2 separate regions of the Mus musculus genome follow, and region 1 is linked to region 2. A link is a loop called in an ENCODE intact Hi-C map of the cell type or tissue named here. Cell type or tissue: left cerebral cortex. All regions are shown on one strand. Links, peaks and the distances in the headings refer to the core of each region. The heading gives the core; the rest is flanking DNA.

What was found. A loop is a pair of places that touch in the nucleus more often than their neighbours do. Peaks named below come from ENCODE experiments on the same cell type or tissue, not always from the same donor. Only the 100,000 strongest peaks of a DNase experiment are listed, where the experiment ranks them.
Region 1: a loop joins it to region 2, with 2.4 times the contacts of the local background. A loop is called at or near these places in 6 of 42 quality-filtered maps.

The regions. Positions count from the first base shown.
Region 1 is chr11:113,192,657-113,207,871 of GRCm38, reverse strand. It overlaps 2610035D17Rik (RIKEN cDNA 2610035D17 gene), which reads left to right and starts at 6,034. Exons shown (of 3, transcript NR_015556.2): 1 at 6,034-6,581. 4732490B19Rik (RIKEN cDNA 4732490B19 gene) reads left to right here. Exons shown (of 4, transcript NR_040276.1): 3 at 1,372-1,482; 4 at 2,705-4,557. In left cerebral cortex, for the core only: no CTCF peak of the experiment used is centred there; DNase peaks (open chromatin) are centred at 6,010, 6,816, 7,991 and 11,074; H3K4me3 peaks cover 2,774 bases; H3K27ac peaks cover 1,175 bases.
Region 2 is chr11:113,275,930-113,291,144 of GRCm38, reverse strand. All of the region lies in intron 7 of Slc39a11 (solute carrier family 39 (metal ion transporter), member 11), which reads left to right. Among named protein-coding and RNA genes, the nearest start is that of Gm51927, 25 kb to the left of the region's middle. In left cerebral cortex, for the core only: no CTCF peak of the experiment used is centred there; DNase peaks (open chromatin) are centred at 5,965 and 7,610.

The sequences.
Region 1 (15,215 bases), core at 3,855-11,854, 84 kb after region 2:
ATGTTTGTGGCTGAAGATATGATCGCTCAGCATCCTGTCTCAGTCTCCTGTTGCTATGACTCCATTATAGGCTCTCCCTCTGGAACTATCAGCCCAAATAAACTCTTTCTGCCTTAGTCTTGGTACTTTATCACAGCAAAGTAAATAACGCATACTTATAAATCAGGCTTACATCATCTTTTCCTGTTCTTATTGAACTGCATAATTATTTAATTTGGTCATTCACCTATGTATCCTGACTCCCACACAAAGAAAGAGAACATATTTGTCTTTGCCATGATATCCACGGTGATGTGCATAGTTTCAAAGTACTTGGCAGGGCCAGGTAGATGTTTGTTGAGTGAATGCATGATCACCACCATTTCTGCTTTTCACACAGAAAGCTACTCATTCCCATTTTTCACACAATCTCAGAAAATACAACTTTATCCTCCACAATTCTACAAACCACCAAAAAAAAAAAAATTATCTGCTACAATGATTCTGGCACATAGACACTGGCTAGCAACCTCTACCAGTTTGGACAGTTTGCTGTGATGGCTGGCTTTGGGGTGGAAGTTTGTGGACAAGGCATCTGGAGATCCTGTACAACTTGGGCGATGAGTGAGATTGTCTACTTCCAAAGCACCATTTATCTGTTCTTTCATTCTTAGCTATGTAGTCTTGTCTTTCAAGTTAAACCAGAATAATGTTGACTAAATCTCTTGAGGGGGATTTTCAAACGCAAGCAAAGCTATGGTATTTAAGTACACTTAGCATCCATTGAAGGAGCTGTGAATGCAACATCGGCCTACGTCAATGGTCAAAGACAGAGCATTCTGAGAGTCCAACGAACACAACAATGACTATTTTGAGAAGAGAGTCAGTGCTAGGTAGAGTCCTGACAGAAAGGGCTGTATCACAAGAGCCTGAAGGACAAGTCTGATGAAGTCTGAAGAATATTCCTAAAGAGACCAGCATCATGGGAATGACAATAAAGAGCTGCTAAGAGGAGAAATGGCCAATTCAGGTCTAATTTGAGAAAAAAAAAAGTGTAGTCTTGAAGAAGAGACTATTCTCAGGACAGCAGGAGAGAGTGGGCCAAAAAACCGAGCCTTTACACATATATAAATGCTTAGTAAAGACTTTGGAAGAACTTCTGAGATTTCTGGGGTCCGTGATTGAGAACTGAACACGTAAAATGGCGGGAAGAGGCTAGAGAGCGCTGTGTCACGTGGTGTGATATCCGGGGTCTGAAGATCCCCTCACAGGACCACGGCTATAAATGGTGGGGCTGGGCCCATTTGAAACTTGCTAGCTCAGGGATACTTGCCTGAATCATAGTGTCCCTCGCTACCCCCCCCCCCAATTCTTTCTGCATCTGTTTTTCAGCTATTTGAATCTCTGCACCATACAAGCAAAACCCAGCAATTGACTTCCGAAGACCCCGCCCTCTCGCCCTGCTCACCTGCCAGGAAGCTTAGCATGCGCCTTTCTCCTTGTGTAAGCCTCCCTTTGATCTCTCTCTTTCTTCTTTTTTTTTCCCTTTCATTTTTCAGACACCAGTGCCAAATTCATCTGCATATTCTAACCAGCCAATATTCATATCCTGAGAGATCTGAGAGATTCGTACGTGTGGCATCAGGCCAGCCGCAGATGCTGTTGCTTTCCCTCCGTGACAACACATTTTTGAATGCTCTGCCTCATTTGCCGGGCAGGGCAGGAAGGTTCTCTGGGACATGCAGAAAGAACGCTGCAGGGAGAGATGGGGGGCTCCACTTGGTTAAGGCAAATACTCTGTCAAGGAGTTTTGACTTGCAAAAGGTTTTGATTAGAACTATATATGTATTTATGCCTACTTGCAAAGTTAAAATAAATAAAACCCCATTCGCATCAGTAGATGCAGATTCTGATACCCAGGGTTCAGTGAATTGATATCTTCCTTCTCTCAGCTCCCCTCCCCTCCTCTCTGTGCCCTCCCCCACTCTCTTTCCTTACTCCTCCTCATTCCTCTATCCCTTTTCCTTCCATTCTCTTCCCTCTCCTTTCCCATCTCTCCTCACCCCTTCCCACCTTCCCCTTCCTGCATGCTAGCTTGCTCACATTCTCTCCCTCTTCCCTCCTCCTCTTTGTCCTCCTCCTCTTCCTCCATGCCCCTCCCTCTTTCTCTACATAGTATTAGTGATTGAACCCAGAGCCAGGCACACACCCCATCACTGAGTGATACGCCCAGCTCTCTTGGTTTTTCATTTCTAATATGGCATTTTACCGTTGCCCAGGCTGGTCTTGAACTCACTCTTTTGTCCATATTGGCCTTGAACCTGTGATCTTTATGTCCTCAGCCTCCTAAGTAGCTAGGGCCATAGGCCTAACCACCAGACCTGGCTTGAATTGGTTTCTATATCCCTTTGCCATAATCATATTACTATGTGGTATTTCTGTACATTTTAACACTTTCTTACTTACTAGCACTCTAAGATGGCCAAGACTCTTCCTACATTTTTTTCTGGCCCTTGACCCCAGATTCATCCAGTTCCCCGAGTCTCCCTGGCTGATTATATAGGACAATAGTATTAGAAGCTACTCCTGGGCCTGGTATTTCTTGGTCCTGGGGTGTCTTTGCATTTTATCCTTCATAGTATAGTGAGCAGAGATATGTGTGTGCAGTAACCCATGTGATTGTGTGTGTGTGTGTCTTTATATCCATATCTATCTGTTTCCTTAGCTAATCAGGAGTTCCTACTGAACATGGACTTCACTCTGCTCCTCCACATTCCTCGTACAGAATACTGGCTAACGCTGTTAAAAATAAAATTGTAAATACCGAGGAGTGGAAGGAAAAGTGAGAGCAGAAGATCCAGCAGCTATGGAAACCCACCCCAGGCTCGGGTACCATCATGAGAAGACAGCGGTCCTTCCCTGCCATGGCTACATGGCTCTCTACTTTAAGAGAGATCTCCTGGAGAAACTGGGCAGAGGTCCTCTCTCTGGGACTCTGCGCTGCAGACCTGAGGAGGCCAGTCATCTGCGCTGTTGATCTTCACCTTTGTCCATGTTGTCCTGTAAAGCAGGGGATGGGGCAGCTGTACTGTAGAATGGGATCAGTGCTAAGCTTTCTATGCTGCCACTGGAACCCCATGGGTGTCATTCAGCACCAGAAAGGAGCCAGGAAGCCAGGGCCAACTTTAGAGCTTGCTTAGAGCTTGCGATTTCAGTGGGGGACAGTGCATTAGGGCCTTGGGTAGAAATGTGAAGACTGGGCTTAGGGGAGGCCTAGGCACGGCTTCCATTGCCCCATCTCTAACTCCATGTGGTGATCTGAATGAGAAATGTCCTTTACAGGTCATTGAACACTTGGTCCCCACTGGCGGTGCTGTTTAAGGGAGGTTATGGAAATTTAGGGGCGCAGGCTGGCCGGAGAAAGCACATCACTGAGGGTGGTATTGGGGGGCAGTTCCCAGCATCACCCCCACTTCCTGTTCTTTCTCTCTGCTTCCTGTTTGTGGATGAAATGGTATCAGCCAGTTTCCTACCCCTGCTCCCCCATCTGCTGTGCCAAGCCATTTGTCCCCCATTATGAGGAAGCTATTCCTCTAGAACCAGAGCAGAGCTAAAATAATACTTTTTTCCTTAAGTTGCTTTTGGTCTTGTTTTTTCTTTTCTTTTCTTTTCTTTTTCTTTTTAATCACAGCAACAGAATAGTAACCAATACACCCCATTATTCTTATCTGGGTGAATAGAAATGAGTCCTGTCACTGTGTGTATGCATGTATATATGCATGCATATGCTTATTGCAGGGGTTCTCAGCCTTCCTAACGCTGCATGCGACCCTTTAATACAGCGCCTCGTGTTGTGGTGACTCCTCCCAACCATAGAATTATTTTTGTCGCTACTTCATGATTGTGATTTTGCTACTGTTCTGAATCCTGTTGTAAATATCTGATCTGCAGGATATCAGCTATGTGACCCTTGTGAAAGGGACATTTGGTTTCCCCAAAGGGTCATGACCCATAGGTTGAGAATGGCTTACTTATGGACTCTTTAGACATTCCCTCATTTAAGCCTCTTGAGTCTTGTAACAGGTGCAAGCCCACACCTGGCTTTCTCTTGTCCTATTAAATATGCATACCCTGTCTCAGAATCTAGGATCATCTAGGAGACAGGGCTCTCAGGAATCCTGTGAGAGAGTTCCTTGGTTATGCTAATTGGTATGGGAAGATCCATCTTAGTTGTGGGCAGGACCATTGCCTGGGCAGGGGTCCTCGACTGTCTAACAGGGAGCAGCAGGGTGAATTTACCCCTCTACTCTCTGATTGTGGATGTGGCAGGAACAGCTGCCTAAAGTTCCTGCTGCCTTCCTTTTTCATTACAAGGGACTGTACTTGAAATGTGAAATGTGAGCTAAAAGAAACCCATTCTTTTTTAAGATGCTAAAAAACCAAACCCAACCCCTTTAATATATATATAGTATATATATTATATGTATATAATATATATTACACTGCCATTTCCCATTTTATTTTTATGTGCTCACCCGCCACAAAAAAAAAAAATAGAAAAAATAAAGTGTTAGAACCATAAAAGCGATTGGTTTTGCATTGTCTTTTGCAACTGTGACCACTACCTGCAGTTAGTTCTTCTTTCCGTTATATTTTGGGCTTTCTTGTTCTCTTTTCTTCACGTTATTCTGTGCCCACGTGTACTTGTTTACGTGTATACACAGAGCTTTGGCTAGGTTCCTCATATGAAGCAGATGGCACGGCTTTTTCTTTCTGAGATTATATGACCTTGCTTAATATTATCCACTCTAAGCCCATCCATTTTCCTGCAAAAATTTTGAAATTTCAGTTTTCCCTAAGAGCTGAATAGTATTTCATTTTGTATACATACCAGATTCTCATTATCCATTTATCTGCTGATTGACATCTTGATTGAGGCTGGGTTTTTTGCTGTAGCAAATAAAGCATCAATAAACACCGTGTGTGTGTGTGTGTGTGTGTGTGTGTGTGTGTGTGTGTGTGTATGTGTGTGTGTGTGTGTGTGTGTGTGTGTGTGTATGTGTGTGTGTATGTGTGTGTGTGTATGTGTATGTGTGTGTGTGTATGTGTATGTGTGTGTGTGTGCAAAAAACTCTATGGTAGGATATGGACTTCTCTGGGTATATACCCAGGAGTAAAATTTTGGGTCATATGGGCAGCTCTATTTTCAACTTTTCGAGAAATCTCCCAACTGATCTACCTGAACACTGGCTGAATTAACTCCCCCTCCCACCAACAGTGAGTAAGGGCTACTCCCTCTGCCCAGCTTCTCCAATGTGTCCTGACAGACTTGTCGACAACAGTAATTCTCACTGGGGTGGGACAGATCTCATCAGAGTTTTATTTTGCATTTCCTTTATTATCCATCTGAGTTCCCTTTCCTCTTGGCTTTCCTCTCTCTCTCTCTCTCTCTCTCTCTCTCTCTCTCTCTCTCTCTCTGTCAATTCAGTTCAGCTGCCCGTTTCTTGATTGGCAGTTTTACCTCTTTGGTATTTAATGTCTGCGTTTCTTTGCAAATTCTAGATAGTAACCCCTTGTAGCTGGCACAGATTTCCCCCTTCTGTGGGCTGTCACTTAACTCTACAGGTTCCTTTGCTTTCCACAGCTTTTTGTTTTCATGCAGCCTTGAGTTGATTTATTTACAAGGTGAAAATATGCAATCCAATGTATGACTTTGTCTCCTTTGTCAAAAATTAAGTGGCTGTTTAGTGTCAGTTGCTTTTGACAGTATTTTATCACAGCAACGGAAAAGAAACTAAGGCAACGAGATAACTTCTAGAAGAAGAGATAAATTCCAGAACAGAATGGAATCTCTTCGTTACAAAGTTTGCGAAGGGAGGTAGCTGTGGTGAGTCTACCCTTTGCCAATATTCTCCATGAGCGGAAGGAGTAAGAAGACAAAACTACAACTCCCAGGATACCATTCGGCCAATCGACCACTTTACTCCGCCCTCTGGCCGTGCCCACCCGCAAACCCGTCTCTATAAAAAAGGCTGGAATGGCCCAACGGCTCGCAGAGCTCAGTGGTGGCGCAGAAAGTGTTCACTTCTTCTGTTTCGGGCTGTACGCTGTGGTTCTGCGCCTCCAGGGCTTTGCTGCCTGGCGAGCGTCCTCCCTGTACCACAGGATCCTTGCCCGACTACAAACCCGAGGCTTCTATTAGGATAGTCTGGATTCGCCATAGGGGTTTCTCCTAGCGCGGATTGTGTGTTTGCGTTGGCGATGCTCATAGAAGAAAGGCGCAGAGCTGTACGAGGAGGCGGGATGCACGGGTCAGAGCCCTCGGTGGCCTCCGCCCGCTGCTCTTGGCGCCGGTCCGCTCCTGGAGATAGCGCGGCAGCCGCCTGGGAGGCGAAGCGCGTAATCTCCGCGCTACCCACGCGGGGCCGCGGCGTGGTGGCCGCACTTTGGCTTTGGGCGCTGGATGGACAGTGGGGTAAAGGGTTGGGGTTCCCCTAACGTGGATTACTTGGTGCTTATCAACTGGATTTAGAAGACTCTCGACCTGGTCTCCATCATCCGTGGGTTGTCTTTCCATCTCCCAGCCGCTCTTTCACCTGGAGGTAAGTTTCCCCCCCGCAGTGCGCAGTTGTGGATTTGATTTGCCCTTCTTTAGCCTTGTGTTGGTTTTTGAAGGTTTAAGGATTGACGTCCGGGAAATCATTTTAGCAACCCTCAGGTGGACCCTACTAGCTCAGATCTCTGTAGTCAGCGGCTGTTCTGGGCTCATCGTCCTGTCCTGCGGCATGGATAAGCCATTGGTTACCCCGCGCCAGGACAGAGAGCGCCTGCCTTCTTGGCACTTGCCTTTTGGCAGGGTTGGTCCTTTGGGACCCTTTGCTTTGCTAGCCATGCCTCTCCAGGAAGCTGCCCATTGCACGCAGCGGGCTGCTGAGGCACAGTGTTTGCAAGAGGCCACGGGGGCTGGGTAGCCGTGGGAGCGCTTGGTGGATACTGCATTATTTTCAGGACTGGGCTGCTGTGGAGTTGATGGAGAGATGGGTATTGGCCACCATGTGAGTACAGTTTACCAGGGCAGGAATTTGGTCCAGTGTTTGCACCTACCATCCTCCTCCTCTTGGTGTGACTTTTATGATGAAGAAGACTTTTGCCTTAGGTCTTGAGACATAACTGTAAATCATAGGAGTCAGTACTCAATAATAGGTCTCTCTCCTCCTTGTCCTTTTGTGATTGCGTTGTAGTAGGGAGGTTGGTACCTGTCACGAGGTTGTCTGAGAGTAGGTGTTTGTTGAATGAATGATAGAGCTTCCCCACCCTAAATTACACCAGGTTCCTCTGTTTCCTTTTCCCTCCTGGGCTCTCACCCTTAATTCCAGAACTTTCCCCCTGGTCCTGGTTTCCTGGGGACAATTTCCAGATATGGATTTCTTCTCCCCTCCCCCACCGATCCCTGTCAGCAGTCCTGAGGTGTTCTTTTGGAACGTGTGTGTGTGTGTGTGTGTGGTGGTCCATTTCCCACCCCAGAACTCCCTCCAACAGAGGAAGCTATTCAGCCAGGGACTGGCTTTGGTGAGTGCCCAGGAGCCCTGAGGTCTCAGTCAGCACCTGCGCAAGGAGGGCAGGCTAGGCAGCATAGGAAGAAAAAAAAATGTTTTAAATGAAGTATTATGAGTCTTGACTGTCCTGCAGAAACTGGGGTCCTGCTGCCCCTGGTTCCACCCAGGTGCTTGTGGATGCCCAGGCTGGTTCTGGACGGTTCTCCAGTAAGAAGCGCTGTGTATCTAGCATTGTGGCGACCGGACGCTTTCTGCCAGGTGCACGTTTCTGTAGTTTCTTGTTGTATGGGGACGGGGAGAATGGGTCCTGGAGAGATCGTCTGTGGGTCCTTGGTCAGTGAGACTGGTTTCAAAGGGCCTCTTCTAGGGTCAGGCTGAGGGTGTACAATCCACAGTATTCGTGACTTTGTTTCCTGTTCATGTGCCTCTCCTCCGATCCCCATTTATGACTCTCGTAGCACTACTGAATTCTGCAGCCACCAAGCAAAGGATTGCTACTGTCTACTGTTGGATACTTAGGTATTTCCAAACTTAGCCCCAGCAAGCAAATGCCAAGGCGGGGGAGTCCCTTAGTACCTCAGTATTTCTCTGCACTTGGGAGGACGCATCTCGACTGGTTTCTAGAGATTGTCCTCTTTAAGTCTGTCGATTGAACGTTGGAGAAGCCTTACAAGTGGAAGACATTTCCAAGAGGGTTTAGAGGCGAAGGGCACCACTCATCTCTCACACAGCCTTTCTCTTAGGGAGGGGACACAGAGGCATGGGGCTAAAAACCACGAAAAGTTCACTGAGCCTGCCAGGCCTACCCACTTCCAAAGAGTCGTTCAACACCTCCAACCTCCAGGACCATTGGCTTGACCTTCTCCTGCGAATTATGCTAGCAACTGCTTCAGTGACCCCGCAGGTCTGTGTTTGCTAGGCAGCAGGATTTAAACTACTGCCTTTTCTTTAACATTAACCTTTGAATTGAGCACGGATCTAGATTTATAGGAAAGCGGCAAATACGGCCTCTCCCGTCTCCTTTCCCCAGATTCCCCACATGTTAACATCTGGCTTGCACCATGGTGTATTGATCAGGCCCCCGGGGCACCAACAAGGATCTGACGCTTCTGACCCACGATTCCTATTACCCCATTGGTGTCCCGAGTGGGGCCCGAACTCATCCTGTATGCTACAAAGCCATCTTGTAAAAATGGAGACTGAGGGAGCACAAGAAGTGGGTGGCTTTTGTTCCCAGAAGGCCTGAAATTGAGAGGCCACCTCCATCTCCCATCCATCCCCACTGACCCATCCTGTCTGACAGCTGCTGAACAGGATCAGGACACCCCACCCTCCACCCCCAAGGACCCCATGGGAGGCCCAGACGCCAAATGAAAGAGCCATCTCTCCGTCCCCGACTTCATCGAACTTCCACCAGGCATGTTGTTGAGTGAAAATTGGGTTATTAACCGATCTGTCCCAACACGTTTCTGGAGGCAGGAGATGGATAACATCCGGTGTGCGTGAGAGGAGCCCATGAGCAGCCTGCCCCATGGTTGAGTAGTATGTGGTGCAGTGCTTGCGCAGGTGACTCACGACCCAGGAGTGGCAGGTGTGTCAGGCCCCTGGCGTGCAAACCTCGCTGAGGTCGAATTTCCTGGTCGCAGCTAAAGGGACTGACAGCCTTGCTCTCGCCTCAGAGTGGATTGAGGGAGTTGTGGTTAAGAGAGTCTGTCTTTCTGTAAGAGATTTCCTTTGGGGGCTGGGGAGCCAGCGTGAAGGACTTTGGGAATGAAGGCCTTCACATACAAGATCATGTGTGAGAAGGTTGATTCTTGGCCTGCTGAAGCCCGTGTGTTGTCTCTCCTCAGCAAAGGTCCTACAGTGAGCAAATTCATTTTCTCTTCCTCCAGGAAGCCTCTCTGACTTCCTCGCCCCACACAGCTCCTCCATACGCCTTGTGCAGCGTAGGGCTGCCTGCTTCCGGCATAGCTCTGCTTCTCCAGTGTGGAGTGACTGGTTGCACAGAGCATTGATGACATCTGTATGAGGCTCGGCAGTTGGGAGGTCCCTTCGGTCCCAGGAGAGCATACATCTAGGGTCTGGCTGTTGGACTTGATTTTTCTTTGAGGATCCGGAATGTCCCCACCACCTGTACTATTTGATTGTTTTTGTTTTGTTTTGTTTTGTCTTGGATAGTCTGGGTCTCACTCTGTAGTCCAGGCTGGCCTTGACCTTGAAACAATCCTCCTGCCTCAGCTGCTACACCCTGTCACCCTGTAGTTTGTAGTGGGAGAGATCTCTAGTCTCTGCTCTTCCTCCTGATGCAAGGCATTTCCTGTTCCCAGCCCACAACCTGGAAGGTCATCGCAGGAAGTATTACGGGAGAGGGGCAGGGGCGCAGGATGGGCATGGGGGTGGCTCTCCATCCTTGCTCTTGTCCCTCTCTCTCAGGACTTGACCTTGAACCCCGCCCCCACTAACCCAAGGAACCACAGCTCTTCCTGGATCTACCCAGGTCTGGTTTAGACTGTCCCCAGCCCTCTTCAATATGCCTTCAGACTGTGGCTTGCTTGAGGATGAACGGCCTGGAGACCTTGCTTAGCCACGTCCCCTGCTTGCCCCACCTTAGTTCTGTTTGGATTTGTCTGGGGCTCAGGAGGCAGCAGGGTGGGCTGTGCTTCTCACGTGCTCACGGGGACATTATACAGGAGAAGACAGGGAACAACTGCTTTTTCCTGGCCGCAGACCCCTTTGCTCCACCTCCTCCAGGCAGCCTCTGTGGGCTTCGCTTCTCGTATTCCAGTCTCCTTTGTTCTTGTCATTTGTTGGTATTGTTTTTTTTTTTTTTTTTTTTTTTTTTTTTTCAGAGACTTCTCAAATTTGTGTGTCCTTTGTCCGTAGCGAGACGGTTGTGCCGTGGGCGGGTACATAACAGGAAACTCTTTAGTGTAGGAACACATTAGATCTGCAGTCCGTCTCCCATATGTGCGGCCCTGGAAGCCTGGAAGGTGTCCCCCAACTGGGCTACTTTGCAACAGCGTCCACGCAGACCACTGTGACCTTGGGTTGTGACCATGTCAACAGAAAGGTCTCCATGGAGTCAGTGGGCATCCTCTGTGCCAAATTATCCTTTTAATGTTGGGACAGGTCCTTCCTGCCGTAGCCCAGGCTGGCCTTGAACATACCATCCTCTTGCTTTTGCTTCTTCCCCCGCACCCAGCTAGCAGCCCCGGCTACCGCTGTGGTAGAGCCCGGGGTTCACAAGAGGATGGCATTTCAGTCAGGCTGCTGGTTAAGTGTGCTCTGTTCAGAATCCCTCAAGCTTAGCTTCCTAGACTGAGCTTGTGATGCCTCGGGTGGGGTAGGGGGCTGGAGGGGGTCCCATATGATACTGTTCCTGTTTGATTCTGTAAGGGGGTAGGAGGTTGGGGGGGGGGTCCCATACAATACCATTCCTGTTGGATTCTGTGAAAGTCCCAAAGCCCAGAGGAATCCCGCGACCTGCAAGAATGCTGAGGCGGCAGGTTTCCATCCAAGAATCCTTCCTGCGCCGTGAATCATCACCTCCTCCTCCCTGATCTGGTTTGTTGCTACAGGTTTTCGCACAGAAGTCTCGAATCCAGGTGCCTTAGTGTGTGGTTAGACAGAAGTGGCTGTGTTTGGGGCACCTGGAGTTCTGCAACCCTAGAAATAGATCAAACCCCTCCGCTCTGCGAGCTTACCCGGCCTTCTGAGCTGCTGAGCTCAGAAGATGCTGATCTTTGGTGTCTCTTGCGCATCCATTTCTTTTGCCTAACAAGTGGGCTCCTGGCCTCATTTAAATTGATCAATCTGTTTTCCTTTGCCTTCACTGGACTGGGGAGCCTGGGATGGGAGAACTAACCTAGTCAGCCCTCCAGTTCCAGCGAGCATGCTCTGTGAGCCAACTGTAGACGTAGTTCCAGTCACGCGACTATGGGCTTTCCCCCTGCTTCAGGCTGTAAAGACAGTGCCCACAGGATGCGTCCTTAGACACTTATGCTGTTCCTTTCGTTCCTCTGCCTGTGGCCTCTCGTAAGAAGCCAAGTCAGGAGGGGTTCTGCCTTGCTTTACTTATAGAGACAATGGTGTTGGGGGGTGCTGGCCTTTAGGGGTTTCCTCTGTATTCAGAAGGCGCTCAGAACTGTTAGGTGACTGTCATTGTGTCTGCAGATCTGACTTCTTAACTCATTAAAAAAAATCCATTATTTTATCATAATAAGATATGCAGAAGGTAAGAATTACAGTCTTTGTCTGTTTCTCTGTGTACAGTTGTGGCACTTGGTCTGTGCACTGCTCAGTGGTCACCCAACTTCCGCAGATAGCATTTGCCCTCAGAGAAACTCCATATTGATGGCGCACTAACTCCCCGTTTCCCATCTTCCTGGCCCTGGAAACCCATCTACTATCCTATCTGCGACTTTGACTGATTGCTAGTCACTTTAGCACAATGCCCTCACATTTATCCATGCTGTAGTAACATGTACCCATTGCTTCTCCTTCCTGAGTCCCAATGTCACCTCCTTCTGCCGAGGCCTTCCAGCCACAGTAAATAATGCTGTCACCGTTCTGGGTGTGTAAATATTCGTCTAGGTTCCTGCTTCTAGTCCTTTGGGTCTGCAAACAAAAGTGGAATGACTGGATCATGTTGTGATTTCATGGTTAATTTTTTTTTTTTATTCAAGATCCACCCTGCCTTCCCCTGTAGCTGTACCCTTTTGCCTTGCTAGCCATCGATCACACACACTTTCTAGTCCACACTGTACACCCCTTTCTCTTCCCCTCTCTCCCTCCCTCCCTCCCTCCCTCCCTCCCTCCCTCCCTCCCTCCCTCCCTCTTGTGCTCTGGGGAGCTTGTAGCCTAGAGGAAGCAACCTCTATTAGGAGTTAAATTCCCTCAAAGAACCCAGGGACAGCAGAGTTGCCCTGCAGTTGTCCATCTCTGGATGGCAAGGCTCGGTGGCCTAGTGTACTCGTGAAGTCTTACTATCTGGGCTGCAGTTTTCCTGTGCTCTGGTGCCCATGTCCCATCTGACATTACCCTCAGCCTGGTGATATCAGGCTGTCATCTCACCTGAGGGAGGAAGGCCTTCGGGCACAGATTAGTGCCTCCAAGGCTGTTTACCTAGGCCCAGCAGAATTCACCTGTCGACCTGAACTCCCAACCTGGCAGAGCTGGGGAAGGAAGGTGTTTGGAAAGCGCCTGGTGTGGAGGTGTGGGGACTGGAGGGCTACGCGGAGCATGGTCTCACTGTTTAGGGGCACTCTGGGGTGAGTCCTCTCTTCCTGCTTGTCCCACAGCCTCAAATTTTCACGTAGGAGCGAACCTTGTGCTTCAATGGAAACTTTATACATTTTACTAATGAGCCCTTTCCTGTACAGCTGGGTGGCCTGTGGTTTAGAGCCTGAGCCCTATAGCAAGGTGTCAGATTTGGGGGCAGAGCCGTGGAGAGAGAGCCAGGATCAGGGCTGGGTTCAGGCGATCTCCTTTCTTCTCGTGCTTTCCTGTGCGAGCCCAGAAGGTTCGGCCTGCTCTGGGTTGTGATCAGCTATCCGGTGCCTGCATCCAGTCTCCAGTCGGGACCGGACATTTTCACTGAGTACCTGTTATTAGCCCTGGGGCACAGGCTGTGCTCATATTCGAGCCTCCCAGCTCTCTGTACCTTACCCCCTTGTGGTGAGAGGGAAACGGCTTGTGCCCGAGGATGCTGTTTTTTGCCATTTCAGTTTCTAACATTTTTTCACTTTTAGACTTGGGTGTCAAGAGCTTGCTTGTCCTTAGAGCTATTTGGGGATGGTGGAGGAATCAGGCCACACCTTGGGGTTTACCTCCCGTAGCAAATGACTCCCAGTGACCTCTTCCCAGGGTGAACTCTGCCCCCGACCTCTCCTCTTTGGCCTTTCGACAGATACACTTGTTTGTGTGTTAAATTGATTCTCAGGGGATCTGTGGTTTCTGGCAAGCCCACTTTGGCGTTCAGGTATTCGGCGGTTTAATTAGATTTCTGAGTGGAAACCAGGGATGTGGTTAACCAGAGATCTGAGCTGGTCTTGGTTTCTCGCCCCACCCTGACCACTGGGCTGTTTGGGCCTTTCCAGGGTTGGTTTTTATCTTTATTTAAGTACCTTTCCTGTATCCTGGCCCTCCCTTCTCCTCTTTGTTGTGAGGGAAACTGGTAACACCCCCCATGCACCTCTTTCCAAACCCTTTCTCTAGACCCTTGTCACCCCAGGAACATGTCTTCTTATAGGCAACAGCTTGGGAAAGATATACCTGTAGGCGCCCGTGTGGCTTGCTGGTCACACTGGCCATCTGATGGCATCATTTGAACTTGTAAGACGGACTCAGCCAAGGGGCTTTATCTGCATCACATATTGTGGTTCAATCAATTATTGCTTTCCCAGGTGGCATCAGCTTGACACAAGCTGGAGTTATCACAGAGAAAGGAGCTTCAGGTGAGGAAATGCCTCCATGAGATCCAGTTGTAAGGCATTTTCTCAATTAGTGATCAAGGGTGGAGGCCCATTGTGGGTGGTGCCATCCCTGGGCTGGTGATCCTGGGTTCTATAAGAAAGCAAGCAAAAAAGCTGAGCAAGCCAGGGGAAGCAAGCTAGTAAGTACCATTCCTCCATGGCCTCTGTATCAGCTCCTGCTTCCTGACCTGCTTGAGTTCCAGTCCTGACTTCCTTTGGTGATAAACAGCAATGTGGAAGTGTAAGCTGAATAAACCCTTTCCTCCCCAACTTGCTTCTTGGTCATGAAGTTTGTGCAGGAGTAGAAACCCCAACTCAGACAGCTGCCAATCATCTAGGTTCTAGCAGGAAAAATGGGCCAGTCTCTAGTCTTGCCCAGAGATGACTTCTTTTCATTTCCACGGATCTTCATGGTCTTGGGGCTCTTTGGGGACTATTCCTAGGATTGCCAGCTTTAAAGATGGAGTCATAGCTCAACAGTGTCCTGCCCAGCCAACACCTGCCATTTCTATGACTGGATCTATCTTGCTAGGTCTCTGGGCTCAAGTCTTTGTTCATAAAAGGAGTGTGTTTACCTCGGTAACAGGCTTTTAGTTGCAGGTTTCAGAGAAACTGGCTTGACTCAGCTTAAAATGATCCTAGGTTTCAAACAACTGAGTCTGGGGGCTGTGCTTTTCCGGTATTTGTGGGTCTCCTTCCCTCTGATTCTTTACATCTGTATCCAGCTCCCTTGTTAGGTATACCCCTGGTGGGGGCAAGAAGGGCAGCATCTCAGGCCTCCTGACTGCAGATTCCTAGTGTTAACGTTCATTAGGGCAGACCCTGGGCCACCCTCTGTTCCCCATTGCAGCTGTGGCCAGGAGATGGATCACATGATCTTTAATGTCACATGCTTCACAGCCTGGCTTCCCAACCCCACTAGGATTCTGCAATGGAAGCAGAAGTAGACAGGGAGAGATGCCCCATGCACACTTGATGTGACCAACGTGGGCATCGGGACACGACTGAGCACCTGCACACTTTTCGGGTATGCTTGTTGTGAGCCTGGAGGCACGCTGATGCACACGGAAAGCTGGCTGGTGAACACGCCCTAATAGTACCTTCCTCTCCTACCTCCTCCAGCCCCAGAGTCTTGTTTCTTCATGGAGACGTTGCTTTGCTCCACCATGGAGTCAGGAGTTTGACTCATGGGTTGCTAAATCCAGCC
Region 2 (15,215 bases), core at 2,784-10,783:
ACGGCCTCTGCAAAGCTCGGGAAGTCAGCTGAGGTGGATGGCTGGGGTGTGTCCAAAGGTCGGGAGTGCAGGATCCAGTGCGGAGCGACGTGCAAGTGCCCTGTTCCAACGGCAAGAAAATGACTTTTCTTCTTCCCTCTGTGGTAGTTCCCTCAGCTTGTGATGCTGTGCACGCGCGCCTGTGGTGTGCATGGTCACTTTAGCTTTTATTCATAGTAAAATATACCTGACAGGACACTCACTTCCACAGTCGTTTTATGTGAGCTACCACCACACGCTGGACGGCTGACATGACCACCCATTTTGAGAACTTGCTGTCTTGTCCAAGCTACACCCTGTGCCCATTTAACACCAGCTCCCCCCTCCTTCCCGGCACCCAAGCTTTCTGCCTTCTCTGTCTACCCAGTCGACTGCCTTAGAGATGCCTGTAAGAATTTGTCCCATTGCATCTGAACCCGTCACTTAGCATAATCTTCCTGAGACTCATTCATAAGGTAGCCCGTGCCGATCTCCTTTCTTTTCAAGGCTGAGTCGTGGTCACCCTCAGAAATGGACCTTATTTTGTTTCTACTTTGTATCTCTATTCACCTGTTAGGGGAAAAACTGGGTCATTTTATTCCCTCAGCCCTTGTGAGCTTTTTTTTTTTTCACACCATTGAAAGGGTGTGGGGTAAACACGTCTCGGAGGCCCTGCTTCCAATTCTTCTCTGTGTAGATTCTAGGAAAAAGGTTCCTAAGTCACTGCGATTTTGATTTAGAGGACTCTGTCAGGGTGTGACATCTTTGCTGTCACACAGAGCAATGTAGAAGGAGGAGACCCTCACAGACTCTCGGAGCCAGAGACCAGGCATGTAGGAGGTGCTCACTTCTGAGTATGGCCCCCATATGGCCGTAGCCACACATCCATCCGTATTGCAGGCCTTGTAGTGGGGAGAGGAGAAAGGAACTGGGAGAAACAGTGAAAGTAAGGAACTACTCTGATTCTGGTGATGCCCCTCATGACTCCAGCCCTGTCACTCCTCAGCCTGGTGGGTGACATGCTGCATGAACCCTGCTCTGAAGCCAGGCAGCAGTACCAGGTGACCTGCTGTAAACTGTATACCCCTGCCTGGCTGGCTCAGCAAGCCACCCTGTGACCACAGTCAGTTCTGCTTTCTGGTGTTCTAGTGCCCTTCCTCTTCCCTGGGCTACGGTTTCCTTACCTGCAAAACAGGACTTGTCAAGAGGAGAAAAAGCAAGAGTCTTGTGTACAGTCCACCAAGGCAAGTGAGACACTCCCAGGAGGGACAGTGTCTGTCCCCATTCCCTATCTGTCTTCCTTTGGTACCTGTGGCTGAGTGTAATCTACCCACCGCCTATAATAGTGGTCGCTGGTCCTGCACCCAAGTTCCCAGACTCCATTGTCTAAGGACTAGGTTGGTTTTGGAAAAATCACCTTCTCTGTCTCAGGTTTTCAGTCAGTATAGAGACACCAACCGCTCCCCAGGCCACAGCGTTGGAGACAGAAGGCAAGTGCATATGAATTCCAAGCTTGGTTCCAGAATGAAAACAGTGTCAAGTCAGGTGATGGCTTGATAGTGGTGGTGCGGTGCTGGGGGGAGGGGGAGTGCTGCCTCTGGTCATGTCCTAAGGTAAGCAAATAGAGCTTAGGGCACAACTAGATAAGGACGAAGGACTGGATGGTAGCAGTTGCCTCCCTGGCCTTGATGGTCTCCATCCTGCTGGGCTTAGGGGATGTGTGTGAAAGGGTTTGCTGTTCAGGTGTAAGGACCAGAGTTTCAGTCCGCAGAACCCACAAAACTCCAGCGGTGGCTCAGTGCTTCTACAGGGCGATAGGAGGCAGAGACAGGGTAAACATTTCTGGAAGCTCAAAAGTACACAGTGCGTACCCATTCACACACATAGGTACACAGTGCACACACTCAGATGCACACATACACACACAGACACACAGTGCACTCATATTCACACACATAGGCACACAGTACACATACTCACGTGCATACTGCATAGGCACACAGCATGCACACATTCTCACACACAGGCACATGGCACATACACATTTACACAGTACATACATATGCATACACACAGGCATGCACACATACACACACGGGCACACAGTGCACACACACAGGCACACAGTGCATACATATTCACATATACACGGATACCCAGTATACACACATGCACACACACAGGCACACAGTGCATACACTCAGATGCACACATACACACACAGACACACAGTGCAAACATATTCACATACATAGGCACACAGTACACACACTCACATGCACACTGCATAGGCACATAGCATGCACATATTCTCTCTCTCTCTCACACACACACAGGCACATGGCATACACACATTCACACAGTACATATATATGCACATACACAGGCACACAATACACACATATTCCATACACACAGACACCCAGTACACACACATGCACACACAGGGGCACATAGTGTACACACTCACATGCACACACACAGGCACACCTGTTGCTCACCGTGTGTCCCGAACTGGCTTCAGACCCAAGCAGTCCTCCTGGCTTAGCCCCTTGAGTGCTGAAGTTATATGTGTGAGCTACTACACCTAGCTCTGTTTTATATTATTATTACATTTTTAAGAGGGTTTGTCAAGTAATTTATGTTAGCCTAGAGTCTGCAATCCTCCTGCCTCCACCTGCAGATGCTGCTATGGCTGGCATATCCCACCATGCTCAGCTCCAGGGTCTATCTCACTCCTCCACCCAGGATCCTCACCTTCCTTCCTGACAGACTGGCCTCTCATCCTCACGTGGTGTGTCACCGAGTCTGTCATCCATCACTGCACCCCTTCCTGCTGCAGATCGTGTCTCAATGTGACCACGGTATTAACTTTCGCGTTCAACGTGTATTTCTATTTTTCTCTCTGCGGTTTAGTAAAATACACAAAAATCTTATCCCTTGACCTTGGACTTTTCAGAAACAAGGAAGTGTTTTAGGGAGGGTCACCTCTAAGGACTCTGGAAAGTTCCTCTCCTTACCTGGTAGTACAGCGGTGGAAAGAACAGCCAGAACCAACTCTCAGAGCTCACAGGGCTGCTATGTACCAGGGCGGGAACTACTGTACCCGGGCAGGTATGACTAGGGAAGGATCCAAGGCCATCTGCAGGTGGTCCTACCACGTTGCCTGTTAGTTTACCTTCTATTAAAAAATCTGATTTTTTTAAAAACAGAAACTCATTAGAAACTTTAAACTATATATACTTTTTTTATTTTGAGATAAAGAATTAATGTAGTTCAGGCTGGCCTTGAATTTACCACTTAGCCAAGGATAGCCTTGAGCCTCTGATCCTCCTGCCTTTATATCCAAGGAGCTGATATCCCAGGCATGAGCCGCCAGACTATTTTATCCAAGGCTCAAGGACAGAGCCCAGGCCTCACAGATACTAACAAGCATTCTGTGAACTGAGTTCATCCCCAGCTCTGACTTCTGATCGTGTTTTGATTTTTTAGCATTCAAGAGTTAGTGAGATCTACCTTTGAGTGAAGAGCTGACGTGACCCAGGATGGCTGACTCCATTCTCCTGCAGCACGTCAGCTCAAATATGTGCTAGGAGAATGGGAGCAGAGATAGAAATACAGAGGCCGGAAGTCCTTGGATCTCTCTCCCGGCCTCTCTCTCTCTCTTAGTCTCTGTCTCTGTCTCTGCCTCTCTCTCTGTCTCTCTGTCTCTGTCTCTCTCTCTCTCTCTCTCTCTCTGTGTGTGTGTGTGTGTGTGTGTGTGTGTGTGTGTGTGTGTGTATGTGTATAAAATACAACCTGCCCAGTCTACAGGATGTTTACTTGTCTGTATGTTTTCAGACCGACCGTTCGGTATTGGATAACCAGTTGGTATGCTCTTCCCTGGGGAAGACTGTTTCTCCCACTCTCCACCTTCCTTAGTGGCCTGTACTTCTCTGTGCAGGGTTAGGGCTCTGTGGGCTTTCTCTGGACCACATTAGCATGTCTATTGGTGTGGTCCTTCTTCAGCTCTGTTTCAGTACAGTCTACATGTAACTTAGTCATGGGGAAACTTCATAAATTAAGCTTCTGACAACCTCACAGCAAACTCCCCAACCTTCTGGCTCTTAGTCTTTCTGCCCCCTCTTCCTGAACTGTAGGTACAAGGATTTGTGTACTAGGTGTATCAGTTAGAACTGGGTCCACAACTCTGCATTTGATTGCGTGTGTTTTCCTATTGTGGTTGGCAGGCCTGATGCATCTTCTCAAATGAACAGCCAGTTTAATTAGAACCAGAGCAAAAATTATCGAAATTATAATAGGAAAAAAAAAAGTCAGATCATGTGGAGTGGGTATCTATTAGGGCCCCCATCAAACAAGAGAGCAGTCATTTCCTAGTGAGGCAAATGAATTTTAAATACTAAGATGGAGTTGGGTGTCTAGAAAGCAGAGCCTGGGGCAACAGAGACAAGCAAGAAAATGCCAGAGAAGCTGTAGGAGGGAAACACAATAACAGGAGAGGCAAGAAAGTAAATCCAAGGCCATCTTTGGCCATGATTTATCAAGAAATCGAGTCTAACTGTCGAATCCTGCATCATTCAGATGTAAGAGCATCTGTGGGAAGATGGAAACGTACAGCAGAAAAGACAAGCTAGTAACTACTCATTCTTCACGTCCCACACTCCACCTCTCCCAGGCCCACTTCCCTCACACTTTTGGGGTACACTTCCCATTATTCCAGGAAGCTGTGTGTGCCACGGAACTGTCCTAGCTCCAGCACCCACTCCCAGGAAGTCAGAGACCATGGCTGACATTAGGAGATGATCCGGTAGGCTGCAGACCAGACTGAGAGATGACCTGATGCTACCCCTGTCCGTAGGACTCCACTAGAGAAACACTAGGGAAATGTGGGTGTGGAGACAGCAGAAGGCATCAGAAGGCTCTCACGATTACAGAGGCCAGGAAGTCCAAATTCAGAGTGTGGGGAGGAACTCAAAACCCAGAGAACTGATGGTTCCCTTCCATTCCAAAGGGTGTTCACCCTGGGGGAGTCCGTTCTCACTTTGGGGGGGTGTCTTTTTGTTCTATTCAGACTTCCTGATGTTGGGATAAGCCTCCCGCCCCCAGATCAGAATAGGCAATCTGCTTTGTATCACCAATTAAAATGTTTGTTGTGGGACTAGCGATGTAGACACTTACCTAGAATGCAGAACCCCTGACACCGGATAAACCCAGTGTGCACACTGCTGTGATCTCAGCACCCAGGAGCTGGAGCAGAAGGATCAGAGGCAAGTTCAAGGCCATCAGTGAGACCCTGCCAGAAAATGCAAAGCAAAGGAAAGCAAAAATGATAAAATTTTTGTTGCCTCTTAAAAAAAAAAAAAAAAAAAAAAAACGGCCTTGTTAGAAACATCTAGAATACTTGACCAAATCTCCGGGAGTTCTGTGGCCCAGTCAGGTTGACACAGAAAAATGAGCCATCACAGGTGAGACCTGGTGGGGGCCACTCAGCTGAAGGACAGAGAATAGCCAGGGTTCAGGGTGCAGGCGGGTTCTGTCCGACTAAGCAGCCAGTTCCCAGGCAGTGGGCTCAGCCAGCAGCCAGCTGCACGGAGGCAGAAGGCGTTTCTGTGTAGTTTCTGTTCCTGCGGAAACTATGCCTGGTTGTCTGTCCGTCTGTCTGTCTGTCTGTCTGTCTGTCTGTCTCCTGCTGACTCGCCTCTCCCTGTTGCGTTCTTGCTTCTTCTAGCTGTGCGTAGTTAGAGGATCGTTTTTGCTTTTGCCATTCTTGAGAAGACTAGACAGAAAGGGGCTTGGCATTTTGCTTGGCACCAATTATCCCGCGCTGTGGATTTTGCCTCCCTGGCCGTTCCGCGATCACTGAGAGTGACTTCATGGGCCTGTAACAGAACAAGTGTGTGTCCCGGTGGGCGTGGGCGTGGGCGTGTCAAGGGGCTCACTGGGGCTTTGTTCTCCTTATAAATGGAAATGATGATGTCTTAAAATGGCTGGAAGACACACACGCTTGCTTGCTCTTTCCCGGTCTTTCTTCCCCTTGAGTGATTCTTTCCACTTCTGACCCACCCCTCGGCACCGCCCACGTGTCCCTGCCCATACATGTGTACCAGTCTCGCTGAGGACAGATCAACATTGTTCCAGCTGAGATCCACACGGCACCCTCACTCATAACAAGGCTTAGATTCTCTTTTTCACAGTCCCTGAAACCCTACCCCTTTTCTCCCCTCCTCCCGGACCCCCCCCCACCCCCCCACCCCCCCCACCCCCCACCCCCGCTTACTGTGCATCTCAGTCTGGATTTACATATTTCCAGGGTTCACCAGCCATCCATAGCTGCCATACTAGGGGAGACATAGATTCGAACCCTCGGCTGCACACTGCAGTCAGCTGGAGAGCTTTCAAAGGCTGAGGCCAGGGCCGGAGAGATCGCTCAGCAGTTAGGAGCTCTCGCTTCCCTTCTAGAGGCATTGGGTTTGATCCCCAGCACTTACATGGTGGGCCACAACCCTCTGTAATTCCAGTTCTGTGGGACCTGATATGCCCTTCTGGCTTCTGTAGGCACTCGGCATACACAAGGTACACAGATATTCAGTATTTATATGCAGGCATGCAGGCAAAACACCCATACACATAATTATTTTCTAAATTCTGATGTCTAGGCCATAGCTCAGGGCCATTCCAAGCTTTTATTATTACATCTTATTTGGGGGTGGGAGCATGTGCTCACAGGCACGTGCATCAGGGTTTGAATGGAGCTCAGAGGACAGCTTGAGAGAGCAGGTTCGCTTCTCTCACTATGTGGGTTCTGGTGTTTGGACTCAGGTCAGGGTTAGCGACAAGCACCTTTACCTCCTGAGCCATCTCAGCTTCCCTGTTTCTATTTTGTTATTTGTTTTGGTTGGTTGGTAGTTTGGGTCGTTTATTTATTTATTTAAACAGTCTTAAGTAGCCCAAGCTGACCTCCAATTCTCCCAATGATAGAGAATTATCATGGGCCTAATCCTGTCTCCATTGGGATTAGAGGCATACAACACTGTACCTAGTTTCTAGGTTGCTAAAGGTTGGGCCCAGGGCTCCCTGGATAGTAGGAAAGCACTTTACCGACTGAGCTACACCCCGATCTCCTCCTGGTTTTAATTTAAAACCTGGCTGAGCTGGGGTCTAGGCTCCTGTAAAGTAGACAGTGTCACAAACCACACTGGTATAAGGTTCTGTCCTGGAGAGGCAACTCCCTCCTCTGTTATGACCAGTCCCGTCTTTCCCTCTGAGACCCACACTGTAAGCAGAAATTAAGCAAGCTTGGGTCACAGGAGGGAGAAAAGCCGGAACAGGGGGTATTAAATTCTGTCTGACAGGCAAGAGGGGACAAGCCAAGCTCCCTTGGCTTCTCCGGGTTTGTTTACCAACAGGCTCAGTAAGTGTTGGCTTTGCTGCTGCCCTGCCCTTTGGGCTGGCAAGACATTTCCCACCCCCTCTGCCAGAGCGTTCTCTGAGAATCGAGAAGCCATTAGGAGCACTTCGTGTTTAGCAGGGTTTGCCCCGGTTCCTCTCCGGGAACTTCTGAAGGGCTCAGAGGCATTTCCACGAGGAGTCAGTCTCCATCCCTGGAGAGAATGAAGGGATCAAGGTGGCAGGCGGCCAGGAACACTGCCACTTTTACACAATCCATCCCTCTTTGCCCTAGACAAGTGAACTCTCCCTCTCCTCAAAACGAAGCCAGCCCAGATGAACCGCAGGGTTTTAAATGCATCCAGGAGTGATTGTTTGTGGGGGGAACTGACTAAACAAGGCGTGAGTGATCCAACCAGTCGGAATGCAAACACAATCACATCTGGGTGCCCTGGGGTCCAGTTATGGCAGCTCTCTCTCTCTCTCTCTCTCTCTCCCTCTCTCTCTCTCTCTCTCTCTCTCACACACACACACACACATACACCTGAGGTGCCATACTTCAGGGGTGGCAGAGGGCTGGCATCCATGCATCTGGAGGGACCAGAAACTTGCTAAGGGTTTCCTGGAGATTGGAAACCAGAGGAAAAAAATATACAGAGGAGTAGGGGATGCTTGCCCTGTCTTTCCTCTTTTTATTTTTTTTTAAACTATGCATATGTGTGTAGGGCAAGGTATGTGCCCATGACTGCAGGTGCCCTAGATACTACACGTGTCAGATGCCCCCCACCCTGGGACTGGACTATCTGGAGTGGATGCTGGGAACAGATTTTGGGCTGTAAATTCTGCAAGAGTAGTGAGTGGTCTTAACTACTGAGCCACCTCTCCAGTCCTTCCTTTATGTTTGGAGGGTGTCAGTTTCAAGTTAATAAAATTGACAACTGACCCAAGAAGATAGTTCTTGCACCATACACACTTAGGAGACGCACCGAGCTCGGTCTCTGCTGCTGGGTCAGGTGGCTGTCTGTCAGTTGTCACTTAAGGCGCCAGCCTTTGTTTGTCAAAACCTCCCAGTAGAGAAGACGAATCGACCCCTGTATCCTTGTCTGTCTAGTCTGTCACCCTTAGTTGCAAATAGCAAGCTAGGTCAGAGGCGCAGTGTATCCACAGAGAGGTCGTGCCGTTCCAGCAAATCCTTTGGGATCCCTGGCTAGGAGATGGCTCAGTGGGTGAAAAACACTTGCTACATACACAGTATGAGGACCCAAGCTCAGCTAGCACCCATGTGAAAAAGCCAAGTTTGGTCATGCGTAGTCCTGCAACTTGAGCACTATGGGGAACAGAGATGGGAGGATAACATCTGCTGGCCACTAGGTTCAGCTCAAGGTTCAGTGAGAGACCCTCTCTTAAGGGAATAAGAAAGAGGACGATAGAAGAGACACCCAGCATCTTCCTCTGGCATGTGTGTGTGTGTGTGTGTATCTCTGTGTATGTATGTGTGTGTGTGTGTCCCATACAATACACATGCCTAATAATAAATTAGCTTAGGAAATGGTGAGCTGCTGTGCCTCCGTGTTTTGTAAACAATATAAATAAAAACGGGAAAGAGGCAAAGCTTGGTAAAGGATGCTGGGCTTGCTGGGAACAGACTGAGGAGACCAAGGCTCAAAGTCCCCGTGTGTGCAGACACACAGATGATCCACGAAGCTCGTGCTAACATCCCACCACCTCCTGCTTGTAAGCCAATGGATGGTGTGTCTGCACACACCGGGACTTTGAGGCACAGCAGCTCACCATTTCCCAAACTAAAAAATGAGAAGTTGTTGATTCACAAAAAGAGTCCAAGGATCCTGGCTTCGGGCGCAGTTTGCTCCAGGGGCTTAACGTACATCTTTGAGCTTCTGCCTATTTTTCTTTCTCAGTTCTGCCTTCATCAGTTTAGGCTTTTATTACCAGGTTCTGTGTCCTGGAGCAGTGGCCTCCCAGGAACAATCCCAGGTTCATGACCAACAAAAATAGGCCCTATGCTTCTGACATTCCAGTGTGATTCATTGTGACCAGAGATGGAACGCCATCACTCTACAGGGCAGGCTCCCTGCAGCCTGGGGCTTAGAGTGGGACCTAAGCTGGATGCATGGACGAAGCTCCTTAACTGCTCTTACGCTCTTAGGGGAGAGACAAAGTCTTCATGGCTGAGACTGTGCATTCCTTTTGGGTAGAATGCAAGAATGTGCAGGAGTGGTGTTGTGTTGTGTGTGTGTGTAAAACACTTGCCACATGCCTGCCTGCCTGCCTCCCTAGAGCCTCCTATCTAGTTCAAGTCCTCATAGGACCCAATGAGAAGCTGCCAGCGAACAGAGTTGACTGTCCAGCACTGGGTGAGCGGAAGTCTTTGCTCTGCCTGTTACTCCTCAGGCCCTTCAGCCTCAGCTTCCCCTCCCCTCTCTCGTCTGCATGACCCAAGGACTGGCAAGTGACTGTCTAGTATGATGTTCTGAACGATGGTCCCTGAAGTCTGACTTCCTGGGTTCAACTCCTGGCTCTGCTGTGGACAGCTGTGTGTTCTTGAACAAGTTCCTGGAATTCTGCAATGCATTTCACAGAATGGCAGCTGCATATGTATCTTATGAACATGATATGAATATGTGAGTTAATCTATACAGAGTGCTTGGCACTATATCTGCCAACTGATATTTGGTTATCCTAAGAGGCCATGACACAGGGTCTGCTGTTTAGTGATCGTCAGGCAGACTGATGAACTTCCAAGGCTCCTCTGAAGACACGCCAAGGAGGAGCTAGCTAAGCTGTCCCTGCAGTTACTCAGGGACTCTGAAAACCTTGGCTTGAACTTGCTTAGCAAAAATATCTATTAGCTCTCCACAGTTACTTATGGACTGAATCTGTCTGAACTTTGGCCTTAAAAGAATCACCTAAGTTCATCAGGAAAATTGGGGGCAACGGCTGGGGCAAAGGTTCAGGAAGAGAGGTGTTGGTCAGACACGCAAGATGACCAGAGTTCCAGCTTTTAGAACTCACAGAGTGGCATCTTCTTGTCATCCTGGAGGAGGAGGGGGAGGGGGGGGGAAGATAGTCAGATTCCCGGGGCTCACTAGTCAACCAATCTAGCTGAACTGGTACATTCCAGGTATCAGTGAGATGTCTCAGAATACAAGATGGAAGGCTCCCTGAAGAAAAATGCCCGAGGTTAACCTTTGGCATCTACACATACATGTGTACACACACACACACACACACACACACACACGTGTACACACACACACACACACACACACACACAATCAAACAAGGTGGGGAGCCTTTGTTTATGTTTTATGAGCCCTGGAGGACACCATTCCCCTGAGGCAGGGAGGCCGACACTCAGACGTGCGTCTTTGCTTGCCTTCTGCTTTTGCTGTCATGGCCCCTCCCCATCTGCCCCTCCTCAGGACTACTGTAAATAAAGTCCCATCAGCTTTGTAGGGCCACTTGGCCACCAGGCTTTCTAGTCAGAACTAGAGTCTTGAGGGATTTCACAATGTTACGTGGCTCTCTTGATGCCTCTGTCCCTTTTGACCCAGGTTCTCAGTAAGAACAACAGACTTTGTGGGGGTCTCTTCCCTCCCTCATGGTTTGGAAAGGAGCCACTCGAGATGGAAAGCACCTAGTGTTTCAGGAAAGGCCTCTTATGGAAATCTCCGTGGGAGGAAGGAGTGGTCAGAACCGTCCACAGCTTCTCTCGGCTCTGCTGTCTGGAGACAGGGCAGTAATGGGGTTTAAGGGCTTCGGTGGCCATGAAGTCTTCCTCGCTCATTCCAGACCCCCACATGCACAAGCAGATAGAACCCATTCTTCACCCTCCTTGGAAAAGAGGGGGCCTTGGGGAAATGTGAACAAATGTCTACCCACCCAAAGACAGGGCACCACCAGCAGACCAAAGGAACATTTCTACCAAGTCCAGTTTGGCCACCCCGTGAAGTACTGGGTTTACTTACTAGAATGTGGGTGACCTGCCCCCAGACAGCTGCGTCCCTAGAAAGTCTTGCCCCAACATGGATGGCAAGTTCCTTACACCTATATAGATGGCACCCCTCCTTTCGGTCACCTTTCCAGGTGCTCTATGACATCCCCCAAGACCATGTGCTACTAAGTGGGATTATATCAGCCAGGGGGGAGGCCTGAAGGGCAGTGACTTAATCTCAAGTAAGGGTCTGATGACCTCCCCGCCCCTTCCTTCTGTGAGGGCCGAGGCTTATGGTGGACCTTCTGTGGCCAGTCCCCTCTGTCCTGATTGGGACAGCAATGACACTCTTGCTCTGAGGACCACACTCCCCAACAGCCCATCCCACTCTCTCGCAGGAGCACTGACTCCACCTAGAGATGCTTCGTCTTCAGGAAGAATAATCCCGTCACGGAGGGTGTCTTGTGTAGTGTAGGACACTCGGCAACGTCCTCAGCACCTGCCCTCACTACGTGCCACAAGTTTTGAAGGCCTTCGACGTATCAGGAGCAAAAAGGGGAAAAACAAAACAAAACAAGGCCCAGTTGGTTTAAACGCAGTGGAACAGAGCTGAGGCAGCACACTAAGTTTCGTGAGCGCGAAGGCCGTCGATTTACTCGGGAGCATAAGCTTGGGTGGAAATCAGTGTGTTTTTAACCCGTGTCGCTCGCCCTCTTCTGGAAGAGCTCCGACTGGCCCAGGGCTTCCTACTCAGCACCCGTACCTCTCCAGCCCCGCCAAGCTATTCCTTGTGTCTCTCCACAGTGCACGGGGAACCCGCTTCTGAAGTCCAGCAAGCTGCCACTTGGACTTCCTTCTCTTTAAGAGAAATTCCAGCTCTTTAAGTCTCCTGGAAGGCATTGTGGGTAATGCCCCACATCTGCACGAACTGAATCCCTTCCAGGGATTTCCAAACTCTGCCTCTAGGATGGACTGTGGAAGTGGCCCCCCAGGGTGTCAGAGCCTTGACCTTGGCTGAGCTGTGGGTTCTGTAGGAGGCCATATGTCCTGGTCCCACCTCCCTGCCTGCTGCTCACCAAGGCTCCTTTGTATCCCCCTTCCATTCCCCCAGGGCCTGAGGGCCCCAGGGGCAGGGCTGTGACATCTATTCTTGCTTTCCCTCCTAGCAGCTCCCATCTCTGTGTGACAGAGATGTACAGAAACAACCAAATAATTGGAGATGCTTGTCATTGTGTATGGGTGAATGTTCCAATGTCCCCGCGGCCAGTTTTGTTGGTCTTATGGATTTTTCTTGTCGTTTGGCGGTGTATTGATGAATGCTCTAGCATATGGCAGGGGCCAAGGCAAACCTGTCCCCATTTTGGCAGCTACCCCAGAACTCTAGAGAGTGGCTGACGGGATAAATCCAGGCTAGGCTAGGGTAGGTCTTCCCTACAAACACGGGCAGAGTCTAGCATGATTTCAGTCCCTTCCAGATAAACCATACTCTCCCAGATGCCTTCTCCACAGAGGAAGCCCCATCCAGCTCCCCACACCCTGTCAGCTATGCTGGCCCTACCCGAGGGCCAGGAGAACATGGGGCACAAGTGCATAGTGGCTCAGTGGGACAGTGAGAAGAAGGTTCCAAACCCATGCCTTTTATTTCTTTGGGGTTTGATGCTTTTGTTTGTTTGTTTGTTTGATTGATTGATTTTTTATATCCAGATGCTTCTGACGTTCCAAGTGTTGGAACTGCAGGCATGGACCACCAGGTCTGGCAGACCCCATGGTCCCCTAGCTAAAACCATATGGTGTTACCAGATCCAGTATAACCCATTGTCTCTTAACTAAAACCATATTGAATTCATCATCCTCTTCCTCCTTGAGCAGAACAATTAAAAATATATATATATAGAGAGAGAGAGAGGAGTCTATAATGTCAGATCTCATATTGTCATCACACGATGCCAGCAACTGTTCAGCCAAGCCGCATCTTTCCCCGTTTTCTTATTACAGAGATTTGTAAGCACACACCAAACCCCAAGACCCTGTAATGAACTCAGCGTGTGGCGTGCAACACCCAGCTACCAGAGGCATCCAACTTAGCCACAGGAAAAGCCCGGTCAGGGCTTCGAGTCACCATTTTGGAAATTGCGAGATTGTTTCCTTTCTGCATCGTTTAGGGAAACAAACCCAACATGTTACAGTTCTATCCCACTTCCTTTCCCAGAAAACGCTTGGGTTTTTTCGGCCTCCCTTTCTTCTGAAAAAGCTGCCCCCAAATTTCAGCCTTTGCCTGTGTAAACACAGACTTAGAGGCGTGGAGGGGAGCCCCCGCCTCCAGGAGGGGGTTTTATCTGTGATTATCTTATCAGGATAACACTAAACCAGCCCCTGGTAGTACAAGGCTGCTACTCTTTGCTCTTGCTTCTGTTCCCAACCACCAGTTCAGTTTATAAATCCGCCGTCCAAGGCGGAAAACAATTTGAAAGGCAACATTGTTTCTGGACAAGGCTGTGATTGTGACAAAGAGATTGTGTGGCTTTCTTCTACTAATAAATCCCCCTGCTGGGTTTCTGGCTCGCTGGAAGGGTTGGCAGAAGGATGACAGGGCATGTTAAACTTTCTGGATGCCTCGGAGGAGCCTACATAGAGAAGGCATTCAGCACTGGAGGACATTTCCAGAGACCCTTCGGTCATGGGGTTGGTAGGCTGTGTTTTGAAGGAAATGTACAAGAGCATATGTCCCTATGATAGCATTTCTGGGTGGGGAATGGGGGCACCTGCCCCTCCCCCGGTTCTGCTTCCTCCCCAGCTCTTCTTTGACGTCTCTTGGGAAGGTTTGGTGGCAGTGAACTCAGATGCCACTTCACAGGTGTGGGTATTCCAGATCCGATGCCCTCCTGCATCAGTCAGCCACTCCTGGCCCTGTCTTGATCCCAAGCAAGTTGAAAAGAGACACCTCACCGGGAAAGAACTAGGAGACGAAATGTACAAAAGTCCTTAGCAAAACCATAAATGAGGCATAAAAGTTGGGTGTCAAGAGTTATTAACAGAAATAAAACAAGAACACTTCAGGCAAGGTGCCAGGAGAGGCTTTGGACTCACATCAATGCCCCAGGCCTTGGGCAGGGCCCCCAGTTTTGCTTATAAAATGGAGACACCGAATGTAACTCCTAGGCCACCGTGATAGTAAGTGGGGTTATGTGTGTCAAGTGTCTACTGCGGCTTAGCACACATGTCAGGGCGCACCAAAGGCAGGCAGTAACAGCACAGCGATAATATCACTAATGACAGAACTATTAAAAGAGGAAGAAGGCAAGCAAGATCTCGGGGAGCAGGCCAGTGTGGATAAACTAGGAGGCTCCTGACTGGGATGCAGCCATGAATTATAGGAGAATTCATGGGGAAATCAAAGAGTTGGATTCAGGGTCCCTCACTAAGGGGATGGGTTTTATTGGTTGGGCATTTGACAACAGCTGGGTGGGGTGGGGTTGGGGACCACAGTGGTGACAGGGATCCAGCATGAGCACAGAGTTTGAGTTGAGGTCTCAAGGCCACTGTGTAAAAGCCACTCCACCACCCCAAACATCTGTGCTTTCATCCATCCATGGAGATTAACGGCAGCCACTTGCATCTTGCAGCTGTCCTATGGGTCCCATGCAGTCGTGACCACTCCTTTGTACTTAGGATTCTTCCCCCAGTGGCAAGGATGCAGACGCTAAGGATATGGACTTAACCTCTCACTGCCCCTTCCAGTCCATGGAACTCCCAGCTGAATGCCAACATTTCTGAATGGTTTCGCTCTCCTCTTCCTCCTCCTCTTCCTCTTCCTCCTCTTCTTCCTCTTCTTCTTCCTCCTCTTCCTCCTCAGGAG